Linked DNA regions of Mus musculus: regions 2, 3, 4, 5 and 6 are each linked to region 1. A link is a loop called in an ENCODE intact Hi-C map of the cell type or tissue named here. Cell type or tissue: heart. All regions are shown on one strand. Region 1 has its middle 25 kb from the start of Gm32191. Region 2 overlaps Gm46970 (a long non-coding RNA gene). Region 3 overlaps Gm46970 (a long non-coding RNA gene). Region 4 overlaps Frmd4b (FERM domain containing 4B). Region 5 has its middle 10 kb from the start of Gm24565. Region 6 overlaps Mitf (melanogenesis associated transcription factor).

Region 1 (4,000 bases):
AATTAAAAAAACGAATGCCCCCCAAACCCTCCAAAGGTCACTAACGTGGAGGCGAATCTAGAGACATCTCTGTCTGCATCAGCGCGCAGCCACATTATTAGAAGAAATAACTGCTCACCACATACTCAATTTACTAAGCTCCAAGGAGCTGGAACTGGCTGATATTTCAGAGCCAGGTTGGCAACGTGATTACAGGTACTTTTAAAGCCCCCAGTCCACACATTCTCAATAATTTACATTGCACTGTAAATGGAAGTTGATCCTTGGAGGTGGGGTTGTTGTTGTGCCAAGGAAGTAATTTATGTTGCCCTGAGCTGGAGCTCTCAGTATAAGAAACAGCATTTGCAGGATGGGCAGGTACCACACTCTGTGCAGAGCATTTCCTGTGCCGAAGCAGCTATGGTAGTGAAGGCAGTAGAAACTCAACCCCTGCCTTGAAGCCTAAGACACTGAGCCACTTTCTGACGCCTCTTTCTATCTCGTTACTCTGTTAAAAGCCATCTACACTTGCTGATCTGTTGAAGAGCACAGAAATGAGAGTCTTAACTGTTGTGTTTTATAAAACATAATATAATGCGGCAGGGGCGAGAGGGACAGTCTCGTTGGGCCCGGAGGTGTTCCCCAGAGGAATCACCACCATGTGACGGGCCAAGTGCGAACGGGAAGGGGACCTGGGAAAGGAGGGGGACAAAGAAGGACAAAGAGGGAGGAGAGAGGAAGAGGATGGCCATGAACTTGTGGGGAAGAGAGAGATGGAGAGAGGGAAAAGGGGGAGAGAGAAGAGGGGCGAGAAAGGGAGGGGGAAGAGGGGGAAGGGAAGGGGGAAGGGGAGGGGGAGGGGAGAGTTTGGCTATTAGTACCAAGCAAGCAGCTGCGCAAGCTGTTGCTAGGTAGCTGTTGGGTGGAGCCTAGAGGAATTGCCAAAACTAACCAGGGAGATCCAGACCGTTTTGAAATTGCAGCTCTATTTACTAAACCATCAGGTTGCCTGGGTGACAGGGCGATAAAATAGAGGACACACTGGGGACATGGATGCACTCCATGTAGGTTCACCCTTTGCTTGTTTCAAATTCAAACCTAACTGGGTCTTTGTCTCTGTTTGTTAAACACATCACCAGTAAACTCTACCACATGGCCAGTAAAATGACAGCCTACGGTAGAAAGCTCTGAGCCCAAATCTCTGCCAACAAGTAATAGTATGAGGGTGGGGGGATGTAGCTCAGTGGTGGAATGCCTGCCCAATATGTGTAAAGCCCTGGGTTCTGTCCCCAGCACCAGTGAATCAAGCCCGGTGGCACACACCTCTAATCCCAGCACTCAGGAGGTAGAGGCAGGAAGATTACAAGTTTAGGGTCGTTCTCTGCTACACAAGTTGGAAGCCAGCTTTGGCCATGTAAGACTCTATGTCTCCTCCTCTTCCTCCCCTCCCCTCCTCTCCCCATTCCCCCCTCTTCTATCTCCTCCCCTTCCCTCCCCCTCCACTTCCTTCCTGTCTCTGTCTCTATGTCTTTCTTTCTCTGTCTCCCTGTCTGTTTCTGTCTCTCTGTGTCTCTGTCTCCTTCTCTCTCCCTTCACACACATGACTGCGCAGAGTTAGATCCATGCCCAGCTGGCATGTGTCTCTGTGCTGCAGCCCCAGCCCCAGCATGCACGAGGCCCTGTGATCACCCCAACGCTGTGGTCCTTCTTCATATGCCCTTTAAAAGGTGACTTGCACCAGGATGCTCCTGTGTGGGGGTGATTTCCTCTGTACTTGATTATGTGACCTTTGGTGTGTCTGAGCATTTATCCTGGGCTCTCATTCTTGTATCTAAAGCAAACAAAGATGTCACTGGGCCCTCTTGTTATATGTTGGCACAGTACCAGACAGGGACAAACCATTTGTTGTTTGAAGCAAAGGAAAAACCAGTCACATCAAGCCTGTCTTTACTTAAAAAATTTAAAAAAAACCAAAAAGCAGAATTTGTGTGTATGTATAAATTAATTTTGATTTTCTAAAAGACTGTGTTTAAAAAATCTTGCCAGTTTGGCTTGTTTGACTTTTTTTTCCCCCTGAGAAAGTACTTTACTTTTTATAAACCTCTACTGTGGTCTTCAGTGACTATTAAAAATGTAAGTCTTACATTATTGATGTTTAAATTTAATGCTGTTAAATGTTACTAACTCTCTTCCTTGCAGAGTCCCATTAGAAACAATAACAAGACGTGGCTTACTTTGTCCCAAGAACTGAGGCACACGTTATTAAGAGTTAGATGTTATTGAATCCCTACATTTCTCCATGCTTCTAACCCCCCAAACAACTCCCCCAAGAGCACAGCGAGTAATCAGAAGTGTTGGGGGTTAGAAATTAGAAACTGGGCTTTCGTTAGGTTTGTTTCCTTCTCCCTGTAACCTACAGCACCTTGTTCATACAATATTGAGAATCCCGAATCCAGGGCAGCTAGGAGTGCCTGCCTGCAGTAAACCGGGACGGCCCCTAGGTGTCCTTCTTAACCAATATTGTACGCTCTGAAAGTCCAGACCCAGCCCAACGATTAGAAGAAACCTGGTCCTAGTTAGTCTAGAAGGTTCTGTCCAGATGAAGGGCTTATGCACTGAGCCGGGGCACCTCTCCGTGCCCGGGAAAGGCAGGAAGGACATTATCTGCGTGTGACACCTCACTGCACAGACTTCTCACTCGGAACTGTCCCAGCTGCCCTTGCACAGAGGAGGGTTTGCCTAATGTTAGGTCTCAAAGAAACCCAGGGCAATTGGCTACCTGAGGTGCCTATTAACATATCAAAGCTGACTCTGGCTACCTCTCAGTAGCCTGTGGCTTCTCCCTGAACTTCTCGCCCCTCCCCCTCTCCTTCCCCTAAACCTCTGTAGCCCGCGGATTGGGCTTTCCTTCCCCCAGCCTCTGATCGCTATATAACTCAGCCATTTTAGTTACATGCCCTCTTAGTATCTTGGTTCCTCTCTTGGATCGCTTGCCACTCCTTTCCTCTCTCGCCTCCCATCCCCGACCGTGGCCCAGTTCAGTCTGGACCCTTCCAGATGCCTTTGGCTGTCCTCTCCCTCACACCTACAACAAAACCTTCTCTCCTCAGCCAAACCCTAGGAGTGGTCTTGGCCTCATTTTCCAGTCGCCTAGGAATCTCAGGTCTACAGGACACACTTCCCATACTGAATGGTTTTGTTCTCAGCTCTGTCTAAAATTTTCCCAGGATGCCTGAGAGATAAATTCTTAAAAAAAAAAAAAAAAATTGGCACTTAGAACTCTTTTCCAAATTTAACTGCCTGCCCTCTTGTTTTTTTTTTCCCCCCTCTCTCTAAATCTTTTGCTTGTTTGCTTTCTTATGTGTGCAGAAAAGGCAGTGACTTGTCTTGGAGCCAACAGCATGACCTGACGCAGCATGAGTTAGGGAGGTGCCAGGGTGTCTGATTTAAGGTGGTACTCACTCTTGAATACTCACAGGTATAATTTGCCCTGACCTTGCCGGACAGCTGAGGGGGGAGGAGGAGGTGGAAAACACCCATTCAGGTCTCTAGTGTAGCCTACCTGTCCGTGCACTCTGAACGGAAGGAACTCACACTTCACAAAGGCTGTCTCTGGAACCCCGCCTTAAGTGCCTCTAACTACACACCGGGCACAAGACTAACATCCAAGAGCTTTGGGCTGGGATTAACTGTGGTGGCCTTGCTGTGAGGATTAAATGAGGGGGGAAAATTCTAGGAGCTGGGGGCAGGAATCAACCCTCAGCTGGGATGTTTATTTCAGTACTGTTATTTGAGTGGCTAAATGAATGCACCTCGGGTCTGGGGCTAGGGAGATGACTCAATCGGTAAAGCAACTGCCCCCTGACAGTGAGGAGCTCAGGTTGGATCTTGAAAAGGCAGAGAAGGCCAAGTGACAGAGCTGCACGTCTGTATTCCAGTAGTCGGCTACACATTTGTAATCTAGTGGTCCTACAGTGAGCTGTGAGGCAGAGACAGGAGATTTCCCAGAAGTCCATGGGCC
Region 2 (4,000 bases), 250 kb after region 1:
GTCGGTGTGTCTTTGGGACACACACTCGAACACTCATCCCTTTCTTAACCGTCCCCTTCTTTTCCTAATTAGCTCCTCCTGGCCAGGTGCCATCTTTCATTGATTACAGAAAGCAATCTCCACTTTGTCGCTCTTTATCACAGCCTTGGCTCCCTCCCAAGTATTTTTTAAAGATGACAGCACTTGACAACATTTACTATGTGCCCGACCTTCTTTATTTTTCATTATCCTAAGCACTTTAACGTGAATCCATTTAATCCTCACTCATTTGGGGTAAACACAGTCACTGCCCTGTGCGGTTTTCTAGTAAAGGATGGCACAGAGATATCTGTGAACTTGCTCCAGGTCACACAGCAAACAGGCTTTGGAGCCGGAACTGGAACACAGAGTCTTCCCCCTTAACCTCCGTTGCCACACGAAGCCTCTGTAAGTGCCTTAACATAGGAGGGACTGCAACAGCGGCTGCTTCCATTGGTAGCAACATTCCACCCACTATCTTCTCATTCTCCTTCCTTCCTTCCTTCCTTCCTTCCTTCCTTCCTTCCTTCCTTCCTTCCTTTTCTTTCTTTCCTTCTTATATTAATGCTTAATTTACATTTACCCTTTCAAATGGACAGATTGTAAGGTTTTGACATGTGTAGGCATTCGCACGCCCATCACCATAGTTAAAACTGAATAGCACCTCAGAGATGTCCCCATGTCGCTTGGGGTCCACCTTGTCCCCACCCTAGCTCAGAGACCATGAGATTTTAGCCACACACCCACAACTCTCAAAGGACCCTTGAAGAGTATCCAAGAACAGAATATAGATAGGTTAGAGAGAATTACATCTTTCATTGTCACAATCTCCAACTTAAGTCCAGCAACCCCTTTAGTTACTAATGGGGGTATCAAACGCTAGTTTCCCTGGCCGCACCACCCCCAGGAAGCCCAGATCTGTTTATAACACACATCAGGTACTTAAGTGCAAAACCTTGCTTATCCTCCTGGCAGCTCAGCAATACAGTAGCCACAAGATCCGACCGCAGGACTCACATTTTATCTTAATAAAGTAAGCACCATTGGAGACCCTTTTTATGGCACTAAATATCAATCACATGGAAATATTCATTGTAGAAATCAGCCAGAGTGTTTATATCACAGGCATGTTTAACATTTAATAACTTTACTTCAATATAATTTAAATAGGTTTTTTTTGTTTTGTTTTTTGCCTTTTGTTTTTTTGTTTTTGTTTTGTTTTTTGTTTTTTGTTTTTTTCAGAGGAGGGATGCTTCAGCTTTGCCACTTTGCTGAAAGGGATTTGCTTTCCCTGGGAGAACTGATGGATCGGGAAAGAAAGTCGTTGGTAACTTATTCCATTGTGACAGGTAATAAAGAAAATGTGCAACCACGGGAAAAAAAGCCTTTCCCAGCTGAAGGTAGTGTTTTTGCTGAGTGTGAGATACAGACTAGATAAGGTTCCTTTGCTGCGGACACTGGCGGAGGAACTACAGATCCTTATCTTGAAATTGTTGCAAGCTGAGCTGTGCTCTAAGGCTGGGAATCGCTACTGGGAGCATCAAGCGTTGCTCAACCGCGCCACCTGCCGTTTACGTGAGAATCTGCACGGACTGCAAAGACGCCTGCAGGCTTTAGCAACTGCCAATGGGGCCAGGGGAAAGAGGCAGGGGATCAAGGAGGGAGTGTGACTCAGTCACAACACCAACTAAGCACAGCAGGCAGAAGCCAAGCATTCATGCTGCCCAACTATTTGGGATTGCAGGTTGAATGTCTCCAAAAACATCGAACGCAAAATCCTTCAAAACATGAGATCGTTTGAGCATCAGCTGTGGAAAATTCCACGCCACAAAACTGTCTCACATACAGAGTTATTTAAAATACTGTATAAAATCACCCCAGGCTTGTGTATACTGCATGTAACGAACTGCATGGGAAACATCAAGGGAACCTATGTTTAGATTTGGATCTTTGTGCAAAGAGTTCATTAGATACATGCAGCTTTCCCAAAACTAAAGAAATAAATCTAAAATCCAAACTGCACTGTCCTCAAGCCGTTCAGATAAGGAACACTCAGCCTGTACTTAACTACCTGGCTTGGATAATGAAGATACGTTTTCTTGCCCTTCAGTTTGTCAACTCCAGATTAATTTTTTTCTTTCTTAGTTATGCTAGGGATGGGAACGGGTGATTTTCATAAGATATACAAAAAAGAAACTATATGTAAGGAGAAACTCCTTGATTTCACTGCTAATAAAAAACGAACACTGAACAAATGAGGTACTCCCCCACCCCCGTCATAAATCAAATGATCCCAGGAAGACACAAGAACCGATATATCTGTCAATTACCTTGAGTCCCCATGTGAATGTTCCTAGTTGGAGTTGAAGTGGCTTCCTTCAACTGGAAAAGGCACATCTAAGATTTGCTGAGGAACCCTGAGTTAATTTCCGAAGCTGCTGTCTTGAGGTAAAGCTGAAAGAATGTGTGTATAATCCTGAACCACAAATTGTGCTGACTTTATCTCTCAGTGAGGGGCTTGGAAAGCAACGGCTTTTTTATCCTTCCCTTTGGACCTCCTAACTCCCATCTTTGATGTGGAAGATGGCCTTAGGCATTCCGGGAGAGGGAGGTGTGTTATTGCTCCTTAAGACACCCACTACTTCTCAGCCTTCACAGAGCTCTCTCACCGGCAAGTTTCATCGCTCATTGTAATATTTGCATCATGCTTTCTTCCCAATATCCAATGTGCCGTGTCCCCTCCTCCTGACACTAGAAATCCCCCTCGCCCCACAAGCACTTCTGACAAGCTCCTTGACAAAGACCAATCTCTTCAGCTGTCGTAAGGATGTGGATGGGGTGGAATTTCACAGGGAATCTTCTAGAGAATGAACAGCGAGGTGGAACGTGGCCGCTCATTATTTCCTCATCGTCCTAAGTGACGGGTGACCATGTCCTGAAGCCAGTTCTGGAAGCATGCTCTGCCCCCAGCTCAGCGCACTGGCCATGGGGGGAAAGTTCACTCCTTAATGCTCCATTTGTAAATTAAATTCTGGTCCTGGGGCCGAGCTGTCAGATCTCACAGCTGAATTCTTGGGACTCGAGTGTACATGGCTGCCTTTGTCTTCATCTTTCACTGTAGCACCTACGGGTACTATAAATGTCTGGTAATTATACTATCAAATTCCCAGCCCCACACAATCTTTGCAGTGGCAGCAGTGGCCACACAAATGAGCCATAGGAGATGGGTGTTAAGAGTAAGTCACCAGAGACTCTAATTCCAATTAAGGCAAGAAGCGGGGCCCCACTTCACCTCAGAAGCCATGTCTAGTAACTGTGCCATCGTGCCTCTGATTCTGAAATACTAAGGATGTGCTCAGCATTCAATAGAAACAGGGCTGTCAGATGCTAGAGAGGCTAAAAGTCCACCATCGCAGCTGCTTCTCATACCTGACATAGATTTTGCTGGAAGCACACCACACACACACACACACACACACACACACACACACACACACACACACGGTTTTTTCAGCACTTCATTCACAGAATCTGCTAGTACCATGGACTTGATAATTAAAATGAGATATGTGTCATATGACAGTATCAGGAATCCAGAAGGTAAGCCACAGGGTGACCCAGGTTTGGACCTGTGACCAGGGATGCAGCAGCAGCCCTGTTTCAATTATGTGTGGTACCTGAGTCGGGCATCATGGGGAAGCTGTAGTAAAAATAGCTGGGGCTATCGAGACATACATTTTACTGCGGGTCAGAAAAAAACAAAACACCAGTTTCTTGAGACATGTCCTTGAATTCCAGGGCCTCCCACCTCAGGCTCCCCAGGGGTGGGTTTACTTGTCAGTGCCACCATATATGACCCATGTTCTCTCTCTCTCTCTCTCTCTCTCTCTGCTCATGCATGTGTGGTCCCCGTAGAAGGTTAGAGAAATTAAATCAAATCACCAGAGAAGGTTCAAAACATGGAAGAAACTTACATGATAAC
Region 3 (4,000 bases), 220 kb after region 1:
AGGGTGGGAAAAAAAATCACATGTATTATACGGTGAACAGACTCTAAAAATACAAGGCTGAAGATGAAGCTCAGTGGTAGAGCCCTTGCCTTGGTATTCACAGGGCCGTTGGTTCAACCCCTAGCACCACACACAAGAATATGGTAAACTCCCAAGCAACTGAATACTCTCAGCAATGAAAAGGAAGAAGGCATATACCAAAGAGAATTGAAAACATATGCTCAACAAAAACTTGGAACACCAATGCTTACAGTGATATTATTTAGAGTAGTCCCAAAGTGGAAAACTCAAATGTCTATCATGTGACAAGCAGATACACAGAATATGCTCTATCTGCGTTATCAGCCATAAGTAGGAGGCAGGTACTGACAGATGTAACTATTTTCTAATACGGATCAAGTCATATTAGGCAAAAGAAACTAGACAAAACTATACATATCTTAGAAATGGAGGGTAGGTTAGTGGTCATGAAGTTGTCAGAATATAAGTGGGGTGGCCGAGAAATGTCTTGACATTGGGTTATATCCGCAGAACTAAAGCTACACAGGAAGCTGCTGAATCATATACTGTTAACGTGTGAAACGCACAAAATCATCAGCACCACCATTATACCTGTGACTAAATGAAGACGTGGAAGTATTTTCCAAGAATTGAGAAAACGGGAAGCTGGTATCAGACTAGAACCAGCCACCACTTGAAAACAAGAAAAATAACTGGGACAAAGTGATGAAGATGCAGTGATGTAGACACAGCTAAGCATGAGGTGGTTGGACAGTGGGAGCTAAGGAAGAAGGTGTTGGACCAGATTCTAGGTCTAAACCGTGGTAATCTTAACTTGACCTGCTTCTGAGTGGTCCTGAAAGGAGCGGTAACGATGATCTGAGGTATATTTATCCCTCCTAAGTGGCTTAGGTCTCCAAAGCGCCTTTCCAGAGTGCACTAGGACGTGCAGATGCTCCTTCTGTTTCTAGGAGAGGTTCCGCCAGGGGCAGGGGAGCATGCTGCAGCTCCATGTGCCTCATGAGTTTGCTCTGTTTCTAAAATAGGACTCCTAAGCCTGCATCCTGATTAGCTGCAGAAATATAGAGAGCACTAACAGTTAGCTACTTACTGGCAGTTTTCACTGAAGTTTTGGATCCCATTTTCCAAGCACACTATTTTATGGTTTTAGAGTGGAAGAATAATTAAAATGAAGACTTTAAATATGCACAGCGTACTCCTGCACACGAACACGGTATGTACGTGAGAAGGTGTAACCACACAAACATCAGGTTACAGTTAGCTGAGGAAGCGCTTTAAAAAATTCAGTCATTAAAGAATGGTCATGTGGTGAGGACAGCATCCAGATTAATTTAATTTCTTTTTATAGCAGTGAAATTGTATGGAGACAGGGCCATTTCAACTATTCCATCAAGTGAATTACACTCAAAGGTAATGGGCCAGGTAGAAGTCCCAAGGCAACTTCATCAACACTTGAAATTCATCTCGTCCATCTTAAAGATCCCTTTGACCTTTTAAATGCTTCTTTGAATGCATTCTTGAATGACTTTGAGTTTCTTTCTTAAAGATCACACCAGTAGGGGCTGGAGAGACGGCTCAGTGGTTAAGCGCACTGACTGCTCTTCTGGAGGTCCTGAGTTCAATGCCCAGCAAACACACGATGGCTGGAAACCATCTGTAAAGGGATCCGATGCCCTCTTCTGGTGTATCTGAAGACAACTACAGTATACTCATATAAATAAAATAAATAAATTCTTAAAAAGAAAAAAACCCAACCCTCACACCAGCACTGTTGTTCTAGGAAAATGTGTCCTGTCGATGTCTCATTCGGCAGATTTTCTCGTGATGCCTCTCATAACCTTCTGCAAAGTCTATGGATGTGGTTGGGGGAGACAAGATTTCAGACAGCAGGAGATCCAATCACTATAGTCTGTGCAGACTTGAGAAACCTTCAGATTTAGTTAGAAAGAACATGCCTTTCACAATAAATTATTCAATATGGCTGCCTGTGCAGAGGCAATCCTTCTGGGATTTCATAAGGCTTCCTTTTATATCATACTACAAAACACACTACAGTGAATATTTTCCCACTCCTTGTGTCTGTCACCTGATGTGGCCATTGGTGATTAACCAACATCTGTTCTTCTACCCCAACCAGGAGGGTGGGCTAATTACAACAATCTCATCCTTCTGACCATAAGATAGGTTTAAGAAAGCACATTTAGCCGGGTGTGGTGGCGCACGCCTTTAATCCCAGCACTTGGGAGGCAGAGGCAGGTGAATTTCTGAGTTCGAGGCCAGCCTGGTCTACAGAGTGAGTTCCAGGACAGCCAGGGCTACACAGAGAAACCCTGTCTCTAAAAACAAACAAACAAACAAACAAAAGCACATTTATTTCAGTATGAGCCCCTTAAAACCCAGGGGAAAATGTATGAGGCACAGTTCTGGAAGCTTTGAGGAGACACCATACTGCCGCTGTGAGGCTGGAGCTGATACAGACAGGATGACTTAAAATGGCAATCACCAAGAACTTTAAGAACTGCATATGAGTTGCGTTAGGTTAGGATATCCTGAGATAGTGCCTCCTTATGAACAGTGAGATGAGGGGCTAGAGAGATGGTTCAATGTTAAGAGTACTTGCTGCTCTTCCAGAGGACCTGGGTTCAGTTCTCAGCAGTCACGTGGTAGTTAAAACCATCTCTAGTTCCAGCTCCAGGGGATCCAAGCCATCTTCTGGACTATTTGGGTACCAGGCATGCAAGCTATTCACATACACAACAATAAAGCAAACACAAAATTTAAAAATAAAATAAATAAACTTGGGGATGATACATCTACTTATTAACTGAACCAACTGATGTGTGAATTTTCTGTCACTTTTGGAAAACTTCAAGGATACATTTTACACTTGACTTGAAATCTTTGTGAAAGGTGAGTTTATCATTGTATTCCAGAGCCTGTGGCAAACTGCCACACAGGGTAGATGGATAATTCACAGATGTGGGAGTAAACACAGCCAGGTTCCAAAGTAAGCCATGACTTGCATTTTCTATCAACTCCAGGCTTCATGGATCCCTGATATCTAACTAGGCAACCAGATTATAGGGACTACCATTGATTTCCAGATACTGTATATGACAAGCAGGAGTCAAGCGGGAAGAAACTAATGAGAGTCAAGCATATAAATAAAATACAATAAATAAATAATAAAAATAAAATAAATTGAAGAGTGATGAAAAAAGACCCAAGTGGGTGGGGAAAGAGCTCAGCTGGTCAGGTGAGGGCCCGAGTTCAGTCTCCAGCACCCATAGGGGTGTGGCAACATATGACACAGAGGCTTTCTATCCCAGGGCCTTTAGAGGGGATAAGGGGAATTCCTGGGGCCCACTAGCCTACTTGGTCAGCTCCAGGCCAGTGAGAGAGCTTGTCTTGAAAAATAAAGGAATTACAGGAAGAAAGGAGGAGGGGAGGGAAGGGAAGGGAAAAAGAGGGGGAAAGAAAGTGAAGGAAAGGAAAGGTGGGTGGTCCTGAGGATAGATACCTGATAGTGTCCTCTGGCCTCTGCATGCATGCACATGCATGTGCACATGTACCCATGCCACATGCACCTGCCCACATGTAAGGGGGCAGAGGGAGACGTGCCCCAGAGTGGTTATGTAGTGTCATGTAAGTCCAGCACTGAGGTCCTGGATCGCAATGACCATGCAAACTCAGAATGCAGGGAGGAGAGGAACATGGTCCTCAGCGGTGGAATACCCAGTGAGCACAGTTGTAGGAAGACTTTTGGTTTCTTGAAAACCCAATTATGTGAATCCCAGGTGTGGGGTTCGAGGCTGCTTCCCAGCAGGAGCTTCTGCATCGTCTCCTGCAGGGGTGTGGCTCTGCCAGCTGCAGAGGCGTTATAGCGCAGCCGAATAGAGCACATTGCTAGCGAAGTGCAGGGGTTCAAGGAGAGGGAACCGTTAATAAGCAAAGAGGAAACCCTTGTCCATCAGGCCAG
Region 4 (4,000 bases), 72 kb after region 1:
AAAACACCTACAAGAATTATTTAGGCTGAAAAGAAGGTTAACATAAAGACCTATAAATATTTTAAATAAAAATATTTTAGCTCTCATCATATAGATAGGAGCAGAAGGAACCAGAGTTGTCTTGGAGAGCTATTGATTTAAATAGCTACAGAATTTCAATTTTTAAAGTAAGGCAGTTTCAGAGATTGGCTGCTAATGGGAAATGTGGCGAACAGGGCTGACCTGTACTCTTAAAATCCAGAACTCGAAAACTGGAAACCAGGAGAACAAGAATCTGCATGCATGCTGTTTTCTCCAAAAGCACAGAGAGTCAGAATCTGCAAACTTCCTACTAGGGAAGTCAAGATTATATAGAGTCAACTTGAGGCCTGGAAGCTTTGTCGGTTCTTCCTACCTTAGGTAACTCTGCGCACTGACGGGTGGGTTAGCTGCGTCGGCCATGTTGGTACAGCCAACTGCAACGGGTTATGTTACAGCTCCTGTCATCACTCCATGTTTCCAGAACCACACCAAAAGATGTGCAAACACTCATCGGCAGGAATGCAAGATGCCTTGCTCACCATGTCAGCCTTAGCTCCAGGGTGGCGGGCCTCTGAGGACTCCAAGTAGTTCATGCCTACCACTCTCTATTGGTACAGAAGACTGACCGGTCCATGTCTGAAACAGCCAGCCATTGTCAACACCACACGGAGCTTCACTCCAGTCTCACAGAGTCGTCAGGAGTGGCCCAGCCTGGTCCACTCTTCTGGAGAAAATTTCACTGGGTCAAGAGGACAGGATTGATCTCCTTGGGGGTGCAGGTGGGGTTTCTGTTCTCTTAGTTGTAGCCCATCCTTCAGATGTTTAATATAAGGTAATTTAAGGTACAGACTATACAAGCTGCAAAGCCTCTGTTGTTCCGCAAGACTGTGGTTAGTGATATAAAGCCCACAGAACAGTGGTCGGGCTGTCACTCAGACATCAAACACTGCTGATGTGGCCCTTCTAGAACTCAGTGTATGTAAGTAGACTGAAACTTGGAGAAAATATAAGAAACTTGGTTTGATTTTTTTTGTTGTTGTTTGAACCAGGGTCTGATGCAGCTCACGCTGTCCTCAAATTCACCACACAGCCCAGGGTGACGGCATCTAACTTCTGATGCTCCCACTTCTACCACCCAGGAATGTACCAACAGGGCTTTATTCAGCTCTAATTAGTACTGGGGACATCGTGCACGTTGCCAAATGGACAACATCTCCAGATCCTTTGTTTAACTTTAACCAAACATCACGAAGAACGCACACGAAGAAACACACTTCTGTCTGCGTGTGGGTATGTTGAATTCCTTTCCATATACCATAAAGTCTTATTAAACAAACGAAAAAAAAAAAAAAAACCCTTTTTGGAGACTTTGTTTTTTACACGTAAGAGTGTTTTGCCTGCACAGATGTCTGTATGATGCATGAGTGTAATGCCCACAGAAGCCGGTGAGGGTGCTGGATACCCTGGGACCTGAGTTACTGGCTGTTGTAAGCCAGCACGTGAGTGCTGAGACTAGCACCCAGGTCCTCTTGAAGAGCAGCAAGTGCTCATAGCCACTGAGCATCTCTCTGGCCACCATAAACTTAGTAATTCACTAAATCTGTCCTGAAATAAGACAGACGTGTTCAAGTCTGACAATTTCCATCTTTGCTAATAAGTGTGTATTACAAGTTTGTGTTTTCTCTGAGATTCAAGGAAGCCCCTAACACACTTGATTCATCCAGGGCTCCAAAGCGCAGTGTTCTTACCGGTAAAGTGGGACAGCAATAATGCCATTGTCCTAGGCCTGCCAGGAGGGTGGAGGAAATAATAAAGCAGCCACGCCAGGCTGCTATTACCTATTCAATGTTACTTGAGACAGACTGGGTTTCAGACAGGGCAGCTACCATATCCATCAATTTGTTTGAAACCAAGTGGTTAAATTCCAAAGCTCTCAGGCATCGCTAATACCTCTTGGCTCATGCAAGTCCTCAGTTCAGCGCCTGACCTCTGGGAGCTGTCTGCTTGCTGTTGCTTTCTCACACTGGTGTAATGAGCCTGGGGTCACTGCTGTTTACCTATGAAACCTAGTTTCCTGGTGCACATAGACACCCTAACCTGGCATCTAGATTCTGCTCTTGCCCCACAACTCTACTTGCTGCTCTCTCTTTGTTCTCCTCAGATCCCCCACAAGAGTTTGCCCCAAACAAGCTCTGCTCAAACTCTTCTTCCAAAATGCCTTTAAGAATAGCAAGCCCCACCCTTCTCGGTTCCCTTCCTGCCAGGGATCCTTCAAAGTACTTAAAGTTAACATTATTGTGACCAGTAGGAAGCCCTGCTCTCAGAAGGCTCATTAGGAGTGGAGAGGGGACTTCTTTTTGCTTTAAATAGCTGACAGCCTGAATTTCCAAGTCAGCCCTTACACCGCAAAGATAACAAAGTGCTTTGGTAACACAACACAGGCAAACAGAGAATTCCGGAAAGCTGACCCGGCTTTATCACTGACCTGCCAGGCCAGCCACAAGCAGGCAAAAGGGGGTTTCGTTTGGTTTTGTTTCTAAGATCCTGAAAGCTGAGGTTACCAAGTAACTAAGTGTTGGGATGCTTCTGTTCGGAAGTGGAAGGACTTAGATTTTCACTTCACTTCTGGGTCAGAATAAGGGTCTGGTTTAACACCTAGCTTCAAATGGAAGGAAATCTTACCAATTTATGGTGGTGCTATAAAAATGTCCCTATTTCCCATGGGAAAGGAACTTCTCTGGATGTCTGAGAGCAATTAACTGAGGGGTGGGGGTGGGGGGGCTCAAGCCTGATTGCCACCAAGTTTCATTACATCATGTGAACTGTGATTTGTCCCCTCCCCACAAATAAATATAAAAAAAATTTTTTAAAAGAAATAAAATCTATCTTAAACACACACACACAAACATGCACACACACACTGGAATAATGTCAGGCTCAGATACACACAGATGTTCACCGCGACATTATTTGCAATCGCTAAAACATGGGCAACAACTCGCATTTGTAACAGGAGAATGGTACACATGTCTATCCATTTAGGCATATATATCGGCAATGCCTGTAATTCCACTAGTGAAAAAGGGGAGGCAGGAGGGTCAGGGGGTCAAGGTCATCTATGACTCTACAGTAAGTTTCAGGCCAGCTTAGGCTACATGAGACACTGTCTAAAAACAACTGCAACCAACAAGCATTCTGATGGTATATCAAAGTGATAATTCCAGAACAACTCCGGTCATCTCACAAATATTAATTCAATCCTTGTACCAACCTATGGCATGCTTACAATTATTACAAGTTGTCTTTCATGTTCCAGGAAACTAAGGTTTGGGGAGGTAAGTTTTTTTTTTTTTCAGATTATGCAGGCAGTACATGGAAGTCTTAGGGTTTGAATGAGCCTGTTGGCCTTGTAGAGGCCAACTGTAGGTCTTTGCTCTAACCATGATGACATGGACTGATCATCATTTTATTTTGCCTGATTTTCCTACATTGGTTCTATTTAAAAAAAAAATGTTTGGCAGAAGAATATACACTGCCCGTCAGGGAGGAGATTAGACAGGGGTGGGTGATGTTGAATTCTTTTCTATTGTCACCTTCAGTGACAGATACTCATGCCTTTTGTTCTTTTTATCAATACTTAATGCCTTTGTAAAGTACACTTTGTAATTTACAGCTCTTCCACTCCACTAACTTCCTCAAGAAAGACCCCAACTCACAGAGGAGGCATGGAAAGAATAAACAGCTCCTTTGGGGTAACCCTGAGAGTTTGTGCGAGGCTCAGTGTATATAAGACTCAGTTTATCATGTTCTCTTCCACTACCTGGTTTGAGATGGACAATTTCAAGAGAGTATGTGACACATCTTCAGCCTTGGGCTCCTCAAGGAAAGTCCTAGAATCTGGTTGAACATAAGGAAGGGCTGGGTAAGACAGAGCTAAGTCAACAATAGCAAACTACCATCTAAAGCCGAAATGTGTACA
Region 5 (4,000 bases), 460 kb after region 1:
AGCTTTGGCCCCTTAGTGAGGCTCCAGTGACTCCCCATGTCCTGAAATGAGTTTTAAGTCTTTGTTCATGCTTTCTCGGCCCAGAAGATCTCTCTGCTTCCCCATCCGTTCATCCTTTCCCATACAACAGGCCAACTCTGAGTCCCACTGCAATGACTCCATCACCCAGCTCTTCTCACTGTCTCCACAGTTTCATTTGCTGCTGCCCAGCCTCGAATGAGCCTGCAGATCCATGAGCCACGAGTCCCTCAAGGGTTAATAAGGCCACAGTGCCTTTCTAGACCTCTGTACTCTGCATCTTCCTCACCTTGCTGTCCTTGCTCTGCAGCAGAGGTCATCTGAGTCTTTTCAGAAACTTGTGGCACATTTATCCCCATGTCCTCAGGCAGGGTGCCAGGTCTGGGGAGGCAGAGTCCTCGATTTCCTACTCCTCCTTACTCTCTGCCTGATATGGTTGCTGAGTGAAATGGCATCGTTTTATGACATGCATGTACATTGGATATGCAACATTATACATAGGCACAGCTCCTGAGATATGGTTGATCTAAATAATAAAGACAGAAGACAGTATGAAAAAAAAAATGTCAAAACAGTTTAATATTCAAAGAAAACACAGCTGGGATTCCAACCAGAATAAACAGAGTGAGGATTCTGAATTCTCTCTTAACCACTAACATCTTTACCTTCTCTTGTTTTTCTTTTTAATAAAGAAGAGAAAATGTTACCTTTTAATAAAGAAGAGAAAATGTTACCTTTTAATAAAGAAGAGAAAATGTTACCTTTAGGCATGGTCTCAGTGTGTAGTCCTGGCTGGTCTGGGACTCTCTATGTAGACCAGGCTGGCCTTGAATTTGCAGTCATGCTCCTGCCTCTGCCTCCTTGGTAAGGAGATTGCAGGCAGGTGCATCTCACCTCAGTTTTTAATTTTATTTTTATCTGTTTGTTAGTTCTTAAAGGAAAGATTAAGGAGATTTGTGGCAGAAACACTCCAATTTTTGTTTGGCACACAAGTCAATTGAATTGAAATAATAACAAAATCGATTGGGGATGTTATTGAAGATTCGTGCCTGTAAAAGAATTGAGAGAATGCCTCTGTTCAATCAGCTTTAAAAAGAAAAAAAGCTGTTCTTAGGGTTGGTCAGCTGGCTATGCTGTAAAGTGACTGCCATAAAACAAGGAGGACCTGAGTTCAATTCCAAGCACACAATAAAAAAGCAACAGTGTGTGCCCTGCCAGCCGAGTCAGCTCTGGGGGAGACAATACAGCAGGATGCCTGGGACTCGCTGCTCAGCTAGCCCAACCAAGTCACTCTAGTTCAGTGAAAGGCTCTGACTCAAAAAATAAAGAGAAAGAGTGATAAAAGACACACACACACACACACACACACACACACGAATAAAACTATTCTCATCTGTACAAATTAATCTATATTGCCAAAAAATAATACTGACTTATTGAAATCAATTTGGGATATTTAGAGAATCAGTTGAAGATAATCATTTTATTTTTCTTTTCCAAAGGATTGAACCAGCTGCTTCTGTAGTAATAAGAAATAAGCGATGCCTAATTATTTTTTTGACTTGAATTTGCTGCGGGGGAAGGGAAAAGGCAAAAAGTTAAAAAACCCTTTGTCAGACACTGCCACCTGCTGGCATACTTTCCAAAGTGCAACTTCATTCTCAGCGCAACTAATTCGTTGCTCCAAATTCCAGTTATTAAAACTCCTGTAAAAATTACAGGAATTGAAATTAGCATTACATTTGAATACTATTTAGTTCTAAATAAAATCAAATCTACCAAAAATGTTGAATGTACTTTCTGTAATGCAAAAATACCATTTTCATATTTTTAATTTTTCTAGTTTTCCATTAAAAAATTATCCCTATCATTTACCCATCTTCATGAGATTAAATTAGCAAAATCTAACAGCCTGGAGGCCTGCCCTACCGACGGTTTACTAGATGAGGGCTAAATTACTTTAATTTTCTTGGTCAAGTGCCCCTCACAGCGCTGGCTCTTCACGCCATGTGGACTTAATAAAAGCTGACAAGTGAGACCGGAGCCGAGGCTGTTCAGCACGGGAAGTGTTGCTGAATGCAGAGCCTGGTGATTCAGACACTGTCGGTAGCAGCTCCCGCCTTTGTGGACATTCATTCATTAAACAGGAAACTTTGAAGGTCATTCCTATGGAAGTGCAGACAGAAGATCAGAACCTGGGACGGTGAGAAAGGATCTTCAGGCTCTTCTTCAGGAAGAGCCAAGAGTCATGTGCGTTCTCTGAACTACCGCTTTCCCGTCGTTCCTGAGTTGGAAAGCAAGTTCTCTTGGTTTCTCTTGATTAACAAGGCTTCGCTAGCATTGTGTGCGCTACCACGCCTGGAGTTAATTGTCCTCAGGGCAGCTTTCTCCATCAGTGTTCTCTGAGTTACACTGGCCTCTGGAGGAATGACTTGGCCTCAGGCGCTGTGGCTCAGTAGTGTGAGTTCCATCGTGCCCAGCTCCTCCGTGAGAGTGGTGGGAGTGCTGGCTCCATGATCAGCCTCTTAACACAGAGACAAAGATTGCTTCTGTGAGCTCCCTGATAATATATGGTTGTATGTCTCACGTGGCTATATATGTTTTTGTCTCCAAAGCACCCCTAAGCTTTCGTGGGAATTTTCGAGTGGTAACTGGGAAGATGGCTCTGTCAGTGAAGTGTTCTTTTCATAAACATGAAGACCTGAGTTCTTTCCCCAGAACCCACATAAAATTGCTCCACGTGGTGGGGCAAGCTTGTGACCTCAACACAAAGGAGGCAGAGACAGTCGATGAGGGGCTCAGCCGCCAGACATTCCGGCCTAACTGTCAAGGTCCGGGAGCTGTGCTAATAAAGACACTAACCTAAAGGAGTTGGGAGGGGACGTTTCTGAGGATGGTACCCAGGACTGCCCTCTGGCCGGGACACGAACACACACGTACACACACGTGCACGCTGTTAAAGATCTGAAGGGGGGCACTGCATGGTTGTGGGGTTGAATGAAGGTAGGCAAAGTTGCAGGTGCCGAGTGCCTGATTCCCACATAGGTTAATTTCTGTGAAAGGATTAGAAGAGAGGGCAAAACTATTAGCAAAACAAGATGGTGACTATGATCTGGATCTGGGAATGTGATCGTTGTGGTCCACCTAGAGGCTGGCAACCTCTTTCTTAGCTGGTCTCCAGTAGCTCCTGTAATTACCCTGCTAATGTTCTTGCCTGTTATGGAAACCACAGTGCTTCATTTGCCTGGGGGGAAGTGGGCTGTGACCTTCGAGTCCATCAAGGTTTTACCAACAGCCCTTCACTACCAACAGAATAAAATGCTTCTATGTCAGTCAAGGACTTGTAGCCCAGAGTTTAGAGGGCACATCTTCAGTAAAGTAACAGAGAGCTGAGGAACGCCCATAAGGCTGAGGGAAGTGTGTAAGCACTCCTTCCTATTCATTTATTTAACTGGAAAAATAATGTAACTAAAAAGAAATTCAAAATAGGGGGAATATAGTCAAATACATATTTTTAAAATGCACAGCAAAATCCATTATTGGGCATAAGTGATATATACTAATAAATTTTTTTAAATAAAAATGTACACCTTCACTGTTTGTTTGCTTCTTGAGATAGGGTCTTATATAGTCCAGGCTGACCTTGAACTCATAGAGCTGAAGATGAGTTGGAATTTTGGATCCTCCTGCTTCTACCTCCTAAATACTGGGATTATAGCCAGGAGACATTACACTTAGTTTGTGCAGTCCTGGGAATTGAATCCAGTTTGCATGCTAGGCAAACATTTACCAACTGGCCCTCAGTCCCAATCCTAAACTAATTAAACATTAGCTGCTGTCTAATTTTAAATCATTGTATTTAGTAAAGTACGTGATAAAGAGGGAAAAGGCCACAGGCTACGGAATCTGAAAGTCTTCGCTGTAAATTTTTCTTGGATGATCTTAAGATATGATCTTAGAGAATTAAAGATCTGCTGAAAGT
Region 6 (4,000 bases), 730 kb after region 1:
TTCCTTTCCCTTTTCTTTTGCTCTCCTCCATCCCCAATTTTATTTTCTCCTCCTCTGTCTTCTCCCTTCCCTCCCTTTTTTCTTTCTCTTCTCTCTTCCCTTCTCTCTCTTCAAAGTATAGTCTGTGATGACCTAGAGATTTGCTTTGATTTTGCTTTGGGATTTTTGAGATAGGATCTCATGTAGTCCCCTGCTGGCCTTGAACTCCTGATCCTCCTGCCTTAGCTTCTTAATGGCTGGATGACAGATATGTGCCACTATGCCCAGTTTTGAGTGAGTTGTACCTGCACGTGCGCGTCTCTCATTTGTCTCTTAAAACATGAACATCGTAACAGAAGTGCATGTTTATATCCAGTTCACATATGAGGACATAAGACACACACAGTTAATATTTCTAGAGCTACTGGATTAATCTTGTAGCTCACTGTTTCCAAGTTTTAATTTGCATTTTTGGTTTATTAATGCTCAGATTTGGACCTGGGAAATGTGTTTAGACTTCAGTTCCTAATAGCTTTGTAACTTTCATCTTTTTGGCCTTTTACAGTGCTCTATGCAAACATGCTAATGCCTCTCGTGGCCCCTTAAGTTGAACAAGAACAAAACCAAACACACAGAGAGCAAGGTTGACCCCTGAGGTGACCTGTTTCTCAATAGAACCTCTCAGAGCAATGACTGCTAATAATCAGGCACCAGTTATCAGAGCCTTTGCTGGAAGGCATTGAAATGTGGCCCAAGGACATTTTAAGTTAGCGCAGTGCATATTCACTGGCGTGTGGCAGGGTGTGGGTGTGAGTATTATGCTTATGAAGATTCTACAAGTGCTCATTTCTCCAAGACCTACCCACCTGCCCGCCCTGCCTGCCCTGCCTGCCTGTCACCACCGTCTTACTAATATACACATCTGAGAGCAGCTTCCACTATGTACAACACCTCCCAGCCCCATCTCTTCATCCAGGGCTTTAGCTCATGCATATACAGAGGCCAGAGACCAGCATCAGAAGTCTCCCACCTATTATTTTTGAGACCTTGCCAATTAGGCTACACTGGCTGGCTGCTGGTAAGCTTCAGGGATTCCCTGTCCAACAACCACTTCAGCCCTGAGGTATAAAAGATATGTACCCAGATTTTATGTGAGTTGGGAATCCAAACTCATATCATTATGCATGAACAGCAAGCAGTTTATCCACTGAACTGTTTTCCGTCTCTTGGATCTAAAACTTAAAATAACCAAAAAGTTCTACAGCCCTTATCTGTCTGTCTGTCTGTCTGTCTGTCTGTCTGTCTGTCTCTCATTTACCTTCTTATCTCCCTATCTACATAGTGTGTGCATGAATGTATGTGTGTGTATTTGTATCTGTGTGTCTATGTGTTTGTGTTTAGGTGCATGTGTGCAACAGCATACGTATGGAAGTCAAATGTCAATTTGGAAGTCAATACAGGGACCCCAGGAATTGAACTCAGGTTGTCAGCCTTGGCAAATGTCTTACCCACTCTGCCATTTTGTTAACCTCCAAATCAAAAACATTTTTAGTGTCAACCTGATGCTTTAAGTAGAGTTTGATAACCAATTGCATGAACTAGGTTACAGTCCAAATGCTGGTGAACTAAAAAAATTAAATACAAAGTTATCTTTTGGCCATATGTATGTATGTATAAGATGTAAATAAAACATAAATAAATTTCATGTTTACATCTAGGTATTATTCCCAAGATAAATATGTGTATAAACATCACAAAATTATAAAGAAGTAAAAAAAAAAAAAAAACCCTAAGTCCTTCTTGTCCCAAGGTTTTCAAGTAAAACTAGCTTATCCTGTATGTGGAGTACCACCTTGCTGTGTACCTCTGGGTCCCTCCATGGTTTAATTCCTCTTTGATGCTTTCTGAAATTACTTGTCTAATACATAATAGAGAGCTATGATCAGGTAAAGGAAAGGCTAATCTGCAACGTGGTGTGATGCAGGTATCAAGGAATCATTATTTGAAATTGTCTGGCAATGCTGAGGGTCCAGGATGGAAGGAGTGATGCATAGCTATTGATTGTCTAGGAAGATTTCCAAGGCATAAGAAGAGGAACTTGTGGCTGTCCTCTCTAGCTAGCTTTGAGAAAATCCATGTCCGACTGGGACATCATTGTCAAGAAAAAATGAAAATGAGGTTGCTGCTTTAAAACAGCCCAGGAGAACCGGAGGAGACAGCACCACTCTGAGTAGTTAAGGCTAAGTTGAGCATTTCTTTAATCCTGCTTTAAGTGCTGTAAATATTTTTATTAAAGTCTTTGAGCTCCCTCTTGTGGCTCTTTGGATAATTTCAATCTCAAGGAAGCCAGCTTTTCTTTTGCCATAAGGACACCGCTTTACAAAAGGGAAGTATTTGCTCATTGCTTTTCTTTATGAATGAAAGCAAGGGAAAAAAAGTAGGGAGAGGTGAAAGATGGAGGAAGAGAAACGTCCTCTGATGGAAGCCACGCATGGACTCCTATTTCACAGGAATACCTGGCGCCCAGGGGACATTTGCCACTTTTGGCAGCAGGTGACACCTTGCCAACATGTTTGGAATGTGCCCACCAGACAGAAGTCAGTGCGGGCACCCTTCTTACTCCCTATATAAACAGATCATATAATTCTGTGTGAGTCCTCAGACTTTCCTGTTTTAAAAACACAGTTCTTTATAGCAAAGAGTGTTGTTTCCATAAAGCCTGAAATAGAGTATGAGTTTTATTGAAAAAAAACAAAAACAAAAACAAAAAAACCTCTGCAGTCAGTCAACACCCATTGCTGTTCTTGTCTGTGTCTAGTTACCCGTCTCTGGAAACTTGATCGACCTCTACAGCAACCAGGGCCTGCCACCGCCAGGCCTTACCATCAGCAACTCCTGTCCAGCCAACCTTCCCAACATAAAAAGGGAGCTCACAGGTACGTACCTAGCACAAATGCTTCTTACTATGATACTCTGTTCTCTTCCCCACTGGGGAGCGTTACCAACGGAACAGCAACGTTTCCTGTGCAGCTAGTGGGTGTTCTTCCAGTGTGTTCGCTTCCTGAGCCTCTGTGCAGTAATTTAATATACAGTATTAAGACGTTAAGTTGCCAGTTTCCAGGGTTGCTGGGAGCCCTTTGGGTTGAGGGTTATAGGCAGTACACGCCCCTGTAAAGTGCCTCTCCCCTACCCGCTGTGTATCTTGCTTGCTGAGCCCCTGGAGTCTTGACTTAGGGGATCCTGCTTTGAATTTTCCATCTGAGTCCACACTTGGGATCGAGTAAGAATGTATTTCTTACATCTTTCGATGCCTTCTCCTCTTTCTCCTGTATTGTGTGCATGAGATTTATTATAGAAGGAGAAATAAATCATAAAATGGAGCCATCAGAATGTTTGCTCTTGAGGCAAGTGTGAAATTACCTATTTTGCCACTTTGTTTGATGCTTTAGGGAAGGCATTTGACCAATAAAACATGACAGAAACTGTATTAGAACCGGCATTCTACCATGGTGAATTTTATGGTCCTTGCCCCAAATCCCTTTTTATTATTTAGTTCTTGCCTCTTGCAAAACTTGGGGGTGGGGTTGAGTAGATGGGGTACGGATTGTTGCAAAGACTGTTCTGTCCAAAAGCATTACAACAAAAACTATTTCAGAACATTTTAACATAGGAAAAACAGGGTTTTTTTCCAGAAAAGTGTTAATTGGGGCTCAAAAGGTAATTTACTAATAAGCAAAAACTTAAAAACCATTAAGAAGCAGTGGACAGTAAGACCTTCTTACCCTTCTATATGAGAAAGCAAGCGAGAAAGTGGCTTGGATTGACCATCTGAATTTGGGAGATTCTAATTTTAATTCTGTCTGCACACACACACACACACACACACACACACACACACGTGCATATGCAGTTAGGAGTTTCATGATTACAGGTTACATCCTGGGAAATAGTTCACCTGATGATTTTGCTGTGGTATGAGCTTCACAGTGTGGCTTTACGTAGACCAAGAAGGCTGTAATAT

The links. Peaks named below come from ENCODE experiments on the same cell type or tissue, not always from the same donor. Only the 100,000 strongest peaks of a DNase experiment are listed, where the experiment ranks them.
Region 2: it touches region 1 in a loop (7-fold over the local background); 30 of 42 quality-filtered maps call a loop at or near these places.
Region 3: it touches region 1 in a loop (2.5-fold over the local background); 8 of 42 quality-filtered maps call a loop at or near these places.
Region 4: it touches region 1 in a loop (2.4-fold over the local background); 5 of 42 quality-filtered maps call a loop at or near these places.
Region 5: it touches region 1 in a loop (6-fold over the local background); 30 of 42 quality-filtered maps call a loop at or near these places.
Region 6: it touches region 1 in a loop (2.8-fold over the local background); 6 of 42 quality-filtered maps call a loop at or near these places.

Annotation. Positions count from the first base shown.
Region 1 is chr6:97,275,621-97,279,620 of GRCm38, forward strand. No RefSeq gene overlaps it. Among named protein-coding and RNA genes, the nearest start is that of Gm32191, 25 kb to the left of the region's middle. In heart, a CTCF peak has its summit at 2,471; DNase peaks (open chromatin) are centred at 931, 1,711, 2,651 and 3,431; H3K4me3 peaks cover 675 bases; H3K27ac peaks cover 2,684 bases.
Region 2 is chr6:97,521,746-97,525,745 of GRCm38, forward strand. All of the region lies in intron 1 of Gm46970 (a long non-coding RNA gene), which reads left to right. It also overlaps a transcript of Frmd4b not described here. Among named protein-coding and RNA genes, the nearest start is that of Gm25852, 24 kb to the right of the region's middle. In heart, a CTCF peak has its summit at 1,596; a DNase peak (open chromatin) is centred at 1,596; H3K4me3 peaks cover 280 bases.
Region 3 is chr6:97,499,501-97,503,500 of GRCm38, forward strand. Gm46970 (a long non-coding RNA gene) reads left to right here. Exons shown (of 5, transcript XR_003956336.1): 1 at 1-4,000. It also overlaps a transcript of Frmd4b not described here. Among named protein-coding and RNA genes, the nearest start is that of Gm46970, 5.5 kb to the left of the region's middle. In heart, a CTCF peak has its summit at 1,727 (motif pointing left); no DNase peak of the experiment used is centred here.
Region 4 is chr6:97,347,557-97,351,556 of GRCm38, forward strand. All of the region lies in intron 7 of Frmd4b (FERM domain containing 4B), which reads right to left. Among named protein-coding and RNA genes, the nearest start is that of Gm32191, 97 kb to the left of the region's middle. In heart, no CTCF peak of the experiment used is centred here; a DNase peak (open chromatin) is centred at 2,385; H3K4me3 peaks cover 1,348 bases; H3K27ac peaks cover 2,185 bases.
Region 5 is chr6:97,738,673-97,742,672 of GRCm38, forward strand. No RefSeq gene overlaps it. Among named protein-coding and RNA genes, the nearest start is that of Gm24565, 10 kb to the left of the region's middle. In heart, a CTCF peak has its summit at 1,670 (motif pointing left); no DNase peak of the experiment used is centred here; H3K4me3 peaks cover 242 bases; H3K27ac peaks cover 165 bases.
Region 6 is chr6:98,001,090-98,005,089 of GRCm38, forward strand. Mitf (melanogenesis associated transcription factor) reads left to right here. Exons shown (of 10, transcript NM_001113198.1): 6 at 2,798-2,915. Among named protein-coding and RNA genes, the nearest start is that of Mitf, 200 kb to the left of the region's middle. In heart, a CTCF peak has its summit at 2,305 (motif pointing left); no DNase peak of the experiment used is centred here.